2 separate regions of the Mus musculus genome follow, and region 2 is linked to region 1. A link is a loop called in an ENCODE intact Hi-C map of the cell type or tissue named here. Cell type or tissue: heart. All regions are shown on one strand. Each heading gives the region's core, and the rest is flanking DNA. Links, peaks and the distances in the headings are about the cores only.

Evidence for each region. Peaks named below come from ENCODE experiments on the same cell type or tissue, not always from the same donor. Only the 100,000 strongest peaks of a DNase experiment are listed, where the experiment ranks them.
Region 2: a loop joins it to region 1, with 12 times the contacts of the local background. A loop is called at or near these places in 5 of 42 quality-filtered maps.

What each region holds. Positions count from the first base shown.
Region 1 is chr8:19,519,537-19,525,756 of GRCm38, reverse strand. No RefSeq gene overlaps it. Among named protein-coding and RNA genes, the nearest start is that of Defb7, 28 kb to the right of the region's middle. In heart, for the core only: no CTCF peak of the experiment used is centred there; no DNase peak of the experiment used is centred there.
Region 2 is chr8:19,244,512-19,250,731 of GRCm38, reverse strand. Defb5 (defensin beta 5) reads right to left here and starts at 3,140. Exons shown (of 2, transcript NM_030734.2): 1 at 3,079-3,140; 2 at 1-36. The coding sequence starts at 3,140. In heart, for the core only: no CTCF peak of the experiment used is centred there; no DNase peak of the experiment used is centred there.

The sequences.
Region 1 (6,220 bases), core at 776-5,775:
TCCTTCTTATTGCTTTCTTTAAGGCCTTGTTTTCCATAAGTTCCTTGGGTCTTATGTCTACATGTAAGAAAGCCCCCCCCCAACTGATTCAAATTGGCCATTCAATTAAAATAACATGATGCAATATATCCCATCAGTGGTCAGTACATAAATGAATAAAAGAGTCTGGAACTCACACTGTTGCATTCAGCAGCCCAAATGAATCTAGGGGAAATGAGTCCCCACTGAGGTCTAATCCTGTTAAAAAGTCTTGACCACAACCACAGAAGGCATAAATGACTAAGAGGCACAAGCTTAAGGGAAGCTGGGGTCACCATCTTTGTCTTGTCTGGCGATTGGGTGGATGAAGCAGAGGTTAAGGAGGCAAAGGGATGAAGCAGCCAGGCAGGATGGCTGTGTGTGCTGGGTACAGGATGTTCACTAGCATATCAGAGACAGGAACAGATAGTGATAAGTTCTGGAAACATAAGAGAGCCCTGTTTATGTCACTGATTGACTTCTGCAAGGATTTTAGAATCCAGAACAAGAGAAAAGAAACTGCAAGCTCACACAGCTCTTAGGCAACAGTTGTTTGCATTTAATCAAGAAACCTTAATTTGGTTTAAGCTTTGTCCATCTTCTACTATTTTTTTTTTTTTGCTTCACAGGATCTTTGACTTCTTCTCTACTCTATCTTGCAGCATATGAGGTAAGAAACTCTACAACTGCCATTCTTATGAGGTATGTCCTTTCACCAACACATTTGCCTCCTATCATCCTATATTTGTTGATATTTTGGATAAAAGCTTAAAGATAAGTAAGAAAAAACACATTTAAATTAAAAGTGCCATGTCAGAAATACATACCAATGTGTTCTTATGATGAGTTAATCCCAGCAGGCTCTTCCCCCAAATCAGGAATGTCTATTTTAGTTGGGCTAGATCCATATCTTGATAGAGACAGGCATTGTTGCAGTGTAGAGGGGGTGCTGGTTTTCCTAGGACCCAAATGTTGAAGGGTCTGCTCCATGCCTGACTGATTGGAGTTTTCAGGGCCAGCAGGCAGGAGCTCAGGAATGATTCTGTGTGAGACCCTAGCTGCTTATCAGCAGACCTGCCTTTGCTTTTCCACACACAACTCCCTTGTTATAGTATCTTAAACAGACACTGAGTGTGACTGTGCACATGAATACACTTAAGGCAGAGATAGAGAGACTGGGTTTCATAGCCTCCTCTGAGCTATGAGCCTCATTACCCCTGTAGACACTGTATGCTTAAGGGTTTCCATGGGGTAGGGGGAAAGGAAGTTCTCACACACAGGCAGGGCTGGTTATTCTGGAGAATTCTCTAGAATAAGCAGTGACTCTACTCCTTATATGTAAAGATTTCTAAATTAATACCATTCTTTTCAGGTAAGAATCAAACATTCTTCATGTTATTATTTTTAAGCTACCTATAAGACACTCATTTCATAATCATAAGGTTAGCATCAGGAGTTAGGAAATGGGAGTCAAGTGCTGCAGATCAGCAGAGCATGTGTCTACCTTAGACTCCTACAAAGGAAAAAGAGAGAGTCCTTGGTTTGTGTTAGTAATCACACAATACACATTTTCTAAAATGCTAAGAAGAAAGAAAAAATGCAAAGTAAAGAGGGTATCCTAGAAAAAGGAGAAAGAGACACAGACAGAAACATAGAGATGGACATATACACAGAGAGACAGGCATACACACATAGAGACAGAAAGACAGATGCATGCACAGAGGAACACACAAACACTCTCACACAAAAAGTGAGAGAAAGACTGACAGACACACAAAGATTAAGGGACAGAAACATAGACACCCACCCACCCACACACACACCACACACACACACACACACACACACACACACACACACACACACACACACAAACACACTGTATGGTGATGTCTCTCATTTCAATTTGGGATCACCCTGTTCCCCTGACTCACCTGCAAGTGGAGACAGCAGCACCAGGAGAAATGCAAACAGAAGGTAATGGATCCTCATGACTGAAGCCTGGTGAGGTGCAGAGATGCAGAGGGACTTGAGCTCAGTGCCTTATATAGTGCCAGGTGCTGCCTCCTGGGTAGATTTCGACACTGAATAGAACGTCAAAATTACAATTATGAAACAAGAGCACCTTACCTCTCTTGTCAAGGAGTGACCCTTTGAGAGCACACTCAGTGTTCCTTATGCAAATGTGAGGATCCCCAGATGATTTCCTCCTGCACTGCTCAACAAGAACAGCTTCCTGCCTTACATCTTAGCTGGACCCAGGCTGTCCTGGGACATTCTTACTGGTTACAATTGGAGCTCACTTGTCTATAACTCAGACATTTGACTTGGTCATCTCAGAATCTGGCAACAGGATTAGACCTCAGTGGGGACTCCCCTAGATTCATTTGGGCTGCTGAATGCAATAGAATGTGACCCAACATTCCCCAAGCTTTTCCAAGTCAGAACATGAGCCTAGTCTCATAGATTTCTCCAAGTTACTGCTCAGTAATGGAATTCAGTTGGTACAAAAAAAAAAAAAAAAAAAAAAAAAAACCTCTAGCATGTGATGAACATGGAGTCAGATAGGTGTGCTGTTTTCTGTCTCATAAAAAGCAATGAGTTGGTAACAGGTTACCAGAACACAAGACCCCATTCCTACCTAGAAGGAACCAGCAAGTAGCTGGTTCTAGCTACCAGGTGATGGGCAAGTCTTGGGACTTGCTTGCCTTTGGGTCTGTGGTTCTCCAGTTTCTGAAACAATGTATGTATCAGAAGTAAGGCATCAAGTTACCTTTTGTATTATATCATGAGAATTCATGACAATGGGACTCCAGTACTTCCCACCACCTTCCTGTTGTTCTTGATGTGACCTTTTCTGAGGGAGGCCATGTGGCCCATCTCAGAGTGATGTCTTTTTTATAGTTCGTTATCCAGCTGCTCATTTTTGTACTCTAAAACAATTGACAAGAAACAGGGCATAACACATGCCAAGAGCTGAGAAATGAGGATTTATCTAATGGAAAATAAGTTAAATGAATCAGGATTTTTTTCCTTCCTACAGGAAGATTAAACAAATAACCATATGAGCAGAAATCTAAAATGCATAAACAGTTTTGACAAAGGCTATTGTATGGCGTCTCCAGCAAAGACATTTGAGGCTGGAGAATGAAGAGTTTAGACCCACACTAGAATGCCTCGCTCTCACTGATATGCTGTGACAATCCATGGTATTGGGCTTGGTGGACATATTTTTAAACTGGCATTCAGAAGAGATTTAAAAGAAAATCAGACACAGTAAGTATTCATATTTGTGGACTATTGTATACTATCTCAGTTTATAAATACAGTAGTCAAGGATCAATACAGGATAATTAATATATCTATCACTTCAAGTTGAATATTTTTACTATACTAAGAGTAGCTTCAATCTTGTCTCATTAGCTTCAGTGATACAATAGAAGCCAGGCATAATTCTATTTAAAAAAAAAAACAAAAAGAAAAACAAAAACAAAAACAAAACACCACTAACTTCCCTCTATTCTCCTTACCCCTACTTTTCTCTGTTCCTTATTAGCCTACTCTGCAATTTGAGGCTTTCTTTTTTTTTCCATTTTTATTAGGTATTCAGCTCATTTACATTTCCAAAGCTATACCAAAAGTCCCCCATACCCCCCCCCACTCCCCTACCCACCCACTCCCCCTTTTTGGCCCTGGCGTTCCCCTGTACTGGGATGGGCCTCTCTTTGCAGTGATGGCCGACTAGGCCATCTTTTGATACATATGCAGCTAGAGAGGCTTTCTTAAAAGCAGCTGATGATTGATTTATAGTAATGGTTTGCTCCAAAGAGGTAATGTTACACGTCTGTCTGGGATTGCAGGATTGCCACATGCCATCTGACCCATCTTCAGCCTTTTTTTCCCTCTGCAATGCCTGCATGTATTTAAAAAGTATGCTTACTCATCCCAAACACTAAGCACAGACAAAATGTAATGTGGAAAAAAACTAAACTAAAATAAAATAAAATAAAATAAAGAATGTGGAAAGATCATTGCCTGCAAATGCTCAGCCTGAATTAATAAACTCACTCTGCATTTGCATAATTTTCTCACTTTCCACAGTAAAAAGCAAATGTACTCATTTTCTATCAATGTGGCCAAACACATTTGAACCTTGATGGAAGAAAAGTTATTTTTAATCAAGCCTTAGAGACTCAATCCATGGTGTGTGGGCACCACTGCTTTGTGGTCTTTCACAAGCCATGCTAAAAATGGCAAGGAGCATGTGGTGAGGTAAAGTCAGTCACCTTCTGATAACCAGGAAGCAGAAGGGAGGGGTCTGATCTGCCAATACCCATTTCTGTGCTCTGTGTCCAAACCTAACTCACTAAAACTAGGGCGATTTGCAGAATGTCCAACCATCTTCCAGAGGAGTCTCAGGCTAACCAAGACTTCAGCACTTATCTTCTTGAGGACAGTTAGGATCTCAGCCAAGCCAGGTTAGGCAGTGAATATTTCCAGTGGAGTGCTGCTAGGTGTATGTCAACTCTTCAGCTCAGTGGTACATTGTTATTCGTGTGTACCCTCTGCCCAGTGTTGCCTTGATGCATATGTGTGCTCCCCAAGAGTAGTGGGCTGCTCTGTGTGCACCACAGCTCCAATGAGTGTGTGTGTATGTGTGTGTGTATGTGTGTGTATGTATGTGTATGTGTGTATGTGTATGTGTGTATGTGTGTGTGTGTGTATGTGTGTATGTGTATGCGTGTATGTGTGTGTGTGTGTGTGTGTGTGTATGTGTGTATGTGTATGGGTGTATGTGTGTGTGTGTGTGTGTGTGTGTGTGTATGTGTGTGTATGTATGTGTTCACCCTCAGGTGCAGTGGTGGTTTCCTATGTCTCCACACCTTGTCTTCCATGGTGCTCTGCTTGGTGTGCACCCCCAGCTCTAGTTCTATGTGAAACCAAAAGGTCCTGTCATTTTTAGAAGTGCAAAGCTATTTAGCATTTTATTGCTTATATCCAATTTACCTATGCTTTCAAAAGTCGGACCTTCAAAAAAAAAAAGGCCATTAAGTTCTTTTCTCAGGTGAAGAAATTTTCTACAAAAACCTTGATTTCCTTCCATCCTCTAAAGTCCCAGAATGATGCTTCACTTGTTGCAGGAAACTTCATTTCATTCCTGCAACAGTCAGCAGTGACTTTGAACGTCAGCAAAACAACACGTTTATAAGAGATAAAGGTATGGATTATTAACAATAATTCTTTGAGACAGGGTCTGATGAGCCCAGCATCAAAATGAAGTGTATGGGTTTGTAGTGCAATCAAAAGTTCAAATGCTATCCTTGAATAAAACCCAAATACTTCTTTTATTTTTTGATATTTTTAATCACATTCATGTTTGTGTCTGTGTGTTATACATCATTTGTTTTTATGTGTGTTTACATATGTGTGAAGACTGAATGTAAAGTGTTTTCTTCAATCACTCTACTTTATTTTTAAATTTATTATTATTATGTTTGGTGTTTTTCTAGTATGTACTGTATATAGGCTTGACATGAAGGCCAAAAGAAGGTGATGAATCCTCTGGAACAGGAGTTACAGAAGGTGATGACATGTTACTTAGGTGCTGGGAATCTAATCAGTCCTCCAGATCTTTCATTGAGCCTGTGGTCCTGCATTTGGTCTGGCAGGCTGGCTAATGAGTTTGGAGATCCACATGTCTCCATCCCATCCCCCTGTGCTAAGAGGAGTACAGACATGCTGTGATCCCTGGTTTGTTACATGGTTGCTCTCAATACAACTCAGCTTGCACAGCCACACTTATGGATAACGCCCTGGCTTCAGACTCCTACTTTAAATTTAAATATACACTGGATTATGGTATGTATCTTCAGCCAACATTCTTTTGTTACATGTCAATGATTTCACAAACACTTCATTTTTCAGTTCCATCTATCCAGGTGAGATATCTTTCTCTGGGGTCACATTTCTTCTTTCAGACAGAGAATTGTGAAAATCTAAGGTATCCTGCTGGAGCTGAATTATACTAATGAGTATAAATTGTATGCACATAAATAGAAAAGCCCCACACAAGCAAGATAGGGAGCCCATCATACTGTACAAGCCCCAGTGGGAAGGTCAGGACTAGGACAGACTCTGAACTTTTGCTTTACTAACCATAGCCTTGTTTATCCTTTATCCTGCTCTTCCTTCTTATTTCTTT
Region 2 (6,220 bases), core at 454-5,453, 270 kb after region 1:
CAGCAACTTACTGGATTGTTGATTGTTTTGCTAAAGCTGAAAGATAAGTAAGAAAAACCACACATTAGAATTGAAAGTGCCAGGTCAGAAATACATACCAATGTGTTCTTATGATGAGTAGATCCCAGTAGGCTCTTCCCCCAAACAGGGATGTCTGTTTTAGCAGGGCTGAATCCAATTCTTGATAGAGACAGGTACTGTTACAGTATAGAGGGGGTGCTGGTTTTCCTAGGACCCAAATGTTGAAGGGTCTGCCCCACCCCTGACTGGAGTTTTCAGGTACAGCAGGCAGGAGCTCAGAAAAGACTCTTTGTGAGTCCCTAGCTGCTTCTCAGCAGCCCTGCCTTTGCTTTTCCACACACAAGTCCCTACTTCTAGTATCTGAAGCAGACACTGTGACTGTGCACATGAATGTGCATGTGTACACACACATATAGAGGCCAGAGGCTGGCCTAAGACAGGTTCATCAATTTCTCTCTACCTCGTTGTTTGAGAAAGAGTTCCTCACTGGACCTGGAACTAAATCAGTGGAATTGGCTGGCTGACTCACGAGTGTGCCTCTGTGATTCTTAGTCCTAGCAGTACAGATGTGCACAAGATGCTCTCTCTGCTTTTACATGGATGCTAGATCTTCATACTTGCAAAAGTGCATTTATTCACTGAGTCATCTTCCTATTTTTAACTAAGGTATTTTGAATTCTAGGTACCTATTTTAAACTAAGTATTGGACCCAAATCTCGGGGAATAGAACTTTCTTAAGGATAACGTGGTTCCTAAGTAACTTACAATGGAAACCTAAAGAAAAATGAACTTTTTTGATAGCATCCAACGTCTAAAATTAAGTCTTAAACTTATCCTTTGCTCTCCCCACTCCTTCCTTCTTTACATTTCTCTAAAAGTCATAGATAGTGTCTGTATATCTCATGGAACACAGATGTCCTCTGTGAACCAGAACCCAGCAACAAAATGAGTGAAATTATGTTTCTATCTCTATATTTTCTGTCTGATGCAGTTTGAGGCCTTTACTTCATTCGTTCAAATACTCTCTTATTTGCTTTACCTCCCTCTCTTGAACTGTGTATCCTTTTCCTTCTGTTTACCTAATGTGAAGGATGAAATAAACTTAGAGCCTGGAAAGATGGCTCAGCAGTTAGGAGAGCATACCACTCCTACAGAAGACCTGAGATAACTTCCTAGTACCATATCAGGCAGCCCATATGTGCCTATAATTCCAACTCTGAGAGACTGGATGTTCCTTTATGACCTCTGTGATTACTGTAGTGCCTGGCACATTCATATACACAGATCCATATATGTACACATAATTTGAAAGAATATAAAATTATATATTTTGCACAAAATACAGTTTAGGCAGAGTTTGAGAAGCTGTGCTTCATAGCCTCCCTGAGCTCTGAGCCTGATTGTCCCTGTAGACAGTGTGTGTTTAAGGATCTTCCATAGGGGTAGGGTTTCAGGAAGTTCTCAGATAGAGGCTGGGATGATTATTCTGGAGGATTCTCTAGAGTATCAGAGAATCGACACCTTAAATATAAAGATTAGTAAACAAACACCTTTCTGTTCAGGTAAGAATCCAAAATTCTTCATGTTATTATTTTTTTGTTTTTTTAATTAAGTATTTTCTCCATTTACATTTTCAATGCTATCCCAAAAGTCCCGCATACCCTCCCCCCCACACTCCCCTATCCACCCACTCCCACTTCTTGGCCCTGGCATTCCCCTGTACTGAGGTATATACAGTTTGCAAGACAAAGGGGCCTCTCTTTCCAATGTTGGCAGACTAGGCCATCTTCTGATATATATGTGGCTAGCAACACGAGCTCCGAGGAGTACTGGTTAGTTCATATTGTTGTTCCACCTATAGGGTTGCAGACCCCTTTAGCTCCTTGGGTACTTTCTCTAGATCCTCCATTGGGGGGGGCCTGTGATCCATCCAATAGCTGACTGAGCATCCACTTCTGTGTTTGCTAGGCCCCTGCATAGCCTCACAAGAGACAGCTATATCAGGGTCCTTTCAGCAAAATCTTGCTAGTGTATGCAATGGTGTCAGTGTTTGGAGGCTGATTATGGGATGGATCCCCGGGTATGGCAGTCCCTAGATGGTCCATCCTTTCATCACAGCTCCAACCTTTGCCTCTGTAACTCCTTCCATGAGTGTTTTGTTCCCACTTCTAAGAAGGGGCAAAGGGTCCACACTTTGGTCTTCGTTCTTCTTGAGTTTCATATGTTTTGCAAATTGTAACTTATATCTTAGGTATTCTAAGTTTCTGGGCTAATGTCCACTTATCAGTGAGTACATATTATGTGAGTTCTTTTGTGATTGAGTTACCTCACTCCGGATAATGCCCTCCAGGTCCATCCATTTGCCTAGGAATTCTATTAATTCATTCTTTTTAATGGCTGAGTAGTACTCCATTGTGTAAATGTACCACATTTTCTGTATCCATTCCTCTATTAAGGGGCATCTGGGTTCTTTCCAGCTTCTGGCTATTATAAATAAGGCTGCTATGAACATAGTGGAGTATGTGTCCTTCTTACCAGTTGGAACATCTTCTGGATATCCATGTTATTATTTACAAAAGAATCATTCCATAATCTCAAGTTTAGTGGCAAGAGTTAGGAAATGGAAGGCAAGGACTGCAGATGAGCTCAGAATGAATCTACCTGAGGCTCCTGGAAGTCAAAAAGAAGTATTCTTGGCTTATGTTAGCAGTTACACAATACACATTGTCTGAAATGAGCTTAGAAGAAAGAAAGAAAAAAAAGGAAGGGAATAACTGTAGAAGAGGAAATGTATGAGAGACTGAAACAGAGACAGAGAGATGAACACATAACAGAAAGACAGGCATAAGCATATACAGAAAGACTGACAGACATGCACCCACAGAAAAACAGAAAGAGTGAGACATATATATATGGAGAGGTGGAGCCCAAGGCACACACAGAAAAAGAGACAGGAACACACACACACACGCACACACACACGCACACGCGCACACACACACACACACACTGTAGGGAGCTATCTCTTTTTACTTTGGGACCGCGTACTCCCCTGACACACCTGCAAGTGGAGACAGCAGCACCAGGAGAAATGCAAAGAGAAGGTAATGGATCTTCATGGCTGAAGCCTGGTGAGGGGCACAGATGCAGAGGGATTTGAGCTCAGTGCCTTATATAGTGTTATGTGCTACCTCCTCGTTAGGATTTTACACTGACTAGGATGCAAGGACGTAAAATTATGAAACACAGAGCATCTTATCTCTCTTGTCAAATTGGCCCTTTGAGAGCACACTCAGAGTCTCTTATGCAAATGTGAGGATCCCCAGAGGAGTTCCTCCTGCACTGCTGACCATGAGCAGATTCCTGCCCTACTTCTTAGGTGAGCGGGACCCATGCTGTCCTGGGACAGACTTACTGGTTACAATTGGAGCTTACTTGTTTATACCTCAGATATTTGACTTGGTCATCTCAGAGTCTGGCAACAAGATTAGGCCTCAGTGGGGACTCATTTCACCTAGAGTCATTTGGGCTGCTGCATGTAACACATGTGACCAAACGTTCCCCAAGCTTTTCCAAGTAAGAACATGAGCCTAGTCTCATAAATTTCTCCAAGTTACTGCTCAGTAATGGAGTTCATTTCCTACTAAAAACCTCCAGAAACTCACCATACACCCAATGTGATGGACATAAGGCAAGATGGACAGGGAGGAACAGTGTACTGTTTCCTCTTTCAGAGAAAGCAATGAGTTAGTAACAGGTTACCAGAACACAAGGCGCCATTCCTACCTAGAAGAAAACAGCAAGTAGCTGGTTCTAGCTACCAGGTGATGGGCAGCTCTTGGGAATTGCTAGCCTTTGGGTCTGTGGTTCTCCAGTTTCTGAAACAATGTATGTATCAGAGGTGAGGTGTCAAGTTACCTTTTGGATTATATCATGAGAATTCATGACAATGGGACACCAATACTTCCCACCACCTTCCTGTTGTTCTTGATGGGACCTGTTAAGAACAGGTCCCTCCTCCCTAAGGGGAGGCCATGTGGCTCATCTCAGAGTGATTTCTCTTTTATAGTTCATTACCCAGCTGCTCATTTTTGTACTCTAAAATAATTGACAAGAAACAGGGCATAACACATGCCAAGAGCTGAGAAATGAGTATTTATCTAATGGAAAATAACTTAAATAAATCAGGAATTTTTCCCTCCCTACAGGAAGATTAAACAAATGAGCAGAAATCTATAATGCATTGACAAAGGCTATTGTATGGCGTCTCCAGCAAAGACATTTGAGGTTGGAGAATGAAGAGTTTAGACCCACACTAGAATGCCTCACTCTCACTGATGTGCTGTGACAATCCATGGTATTGGGCTTAGAGGACATATTTTGAAACTGGCATTCAGAAGAGATTTAAAAGAAAATCAGACACAGTAAGTATTCATATTTGTGGGCTATTGTATACTATCTCAGTATATAAATACAGTAGGCAAGGATCAATACAGGATAATTAATATATCTATCATTTCAAATTGAATAATTTTACTATACTAAGAGTAGCTTCAATCTCCTCTCATTAGCTTCAGTGATACAATGGAAGCCAGGCATAATTCTATTAAAAAAAGAAAAGAAAAACACTAACTTCCCTCTATTTTCCTTACCCCTACCTTTCTCTGTTCCTTATTAGCCTACTCTGCAATTTGAGGGTTTCTTAAAAGCAGCTGATGATTGATTTATAGTAATGGTTTGCTCCAAAGAGGTACTGTTGCATGTCTGTCTGGGATTGCAGGATTGCCACGTGCCATCTGACCCATCTTCAGACTTTTTTCCCTGTGCAATGCCTGCATGTATTGAAAAAGTATGCTTACTCATCACAAACACTAAGCACAGACAAAAACGTAATGTGGAAAAAAACTAAACTAAACTAAAATAAACTAAAATAAAATAAAGAATGTGGAAAGATCGTTGCCTGCAAATGCTCAGCCTGAATTAATAAACTCACTCTGCATTTGCATAATTTTCTCACTTTCCACAGTAAAAAGCAAATGTACTCATTTTCTATCAATGTGGCCAAACACATTTGACAACTGAACCTTGATGGAATAAAAGTTATTTTGACTCAAGCCTTAGAAACGCAATCCATGGTGTGTGGGCACCACTGCTTTGTGGTCTTTCACAAGCCACACTAAAAATGGCAAGGAGCATGTGGTGAGGTAAAGTCAGTCACCTTCTGATAGCCAGGAAGCAGACAGGAGGGGTCTGGTCTGTCAAGACCCATTGCTGTGCTTTGTGTCCAAACCTAACTCACTAACACTAGGGCAATTTGCAGAATTTCCAACGATCTTCCAGAGGAGTCTCAGACTAACCAAGACTTTAGCACTTATCTTCTTGAGGACAGTTAGGATCTCAGCCAAGCCAGGTTAGGCAGTGAACATTTCCAGTGGAGTGCTGCTAGGTGTGTGTCAACTCTTCAGCTCAGTGGTACATTGTTATACGTGTGTACCCTCTGCCCCAGTGTTGCTTTGTCCTGTCCAGCAGGACCTAGTTATTCATGGGTACGAGGGGAACCACAAAACTGGGAGAAAATGGGAAGGAGAGAAAGGAGAAGCGGAGACCAAGAAGAGGTTCCTATCAAGGTATCAGTTTATTAGGCTGAAATGCCAGGTTTTAAGCATACAGTGAGGGGAATAGGGAGGGGTTGAGGGGAAATTAATAAAGAACAATGAAGTGGGCATCTGGGAACATGAAGGCCAAAGTCAGGCTCCAAGGGGTGGGTACTCTGAGTCTTATCTCCGGAATATGAATCCTCCTTAACAGCCTTGGGTGTCAGGCTGGGCTCAGCACGTAACTCATGTCCTTGGAAGTCTTGGGAATCAGGAAGAGATAAGGAAGAGGGGACTATAATTCAGCTTTTACAGCCTCAGGGTCCAGGAAGGGAACAGGAAGGAGGGAGTGACGACCAGCTCCTTAGCACAAGGCCATTTGGCTTGTTAGGGTGGGAGACTGTGAAAGGCTTGCTTTCTCACGGTATGAGCTCCAACATTGCTTTGCTGCAAGTGTGTGCTCCCAAAGTGTAGTGGGCTGCTCTGTGTGCAACTCAACTCCAGTGTGTGTGTGTGTGTGTGTGTGTGTGTGTGTGTGTGTGTGTGTATGTGTATGTGTGTTTGTGTACGTGTGTATATGAGTATGTGTGTATGTGTGTGTATGT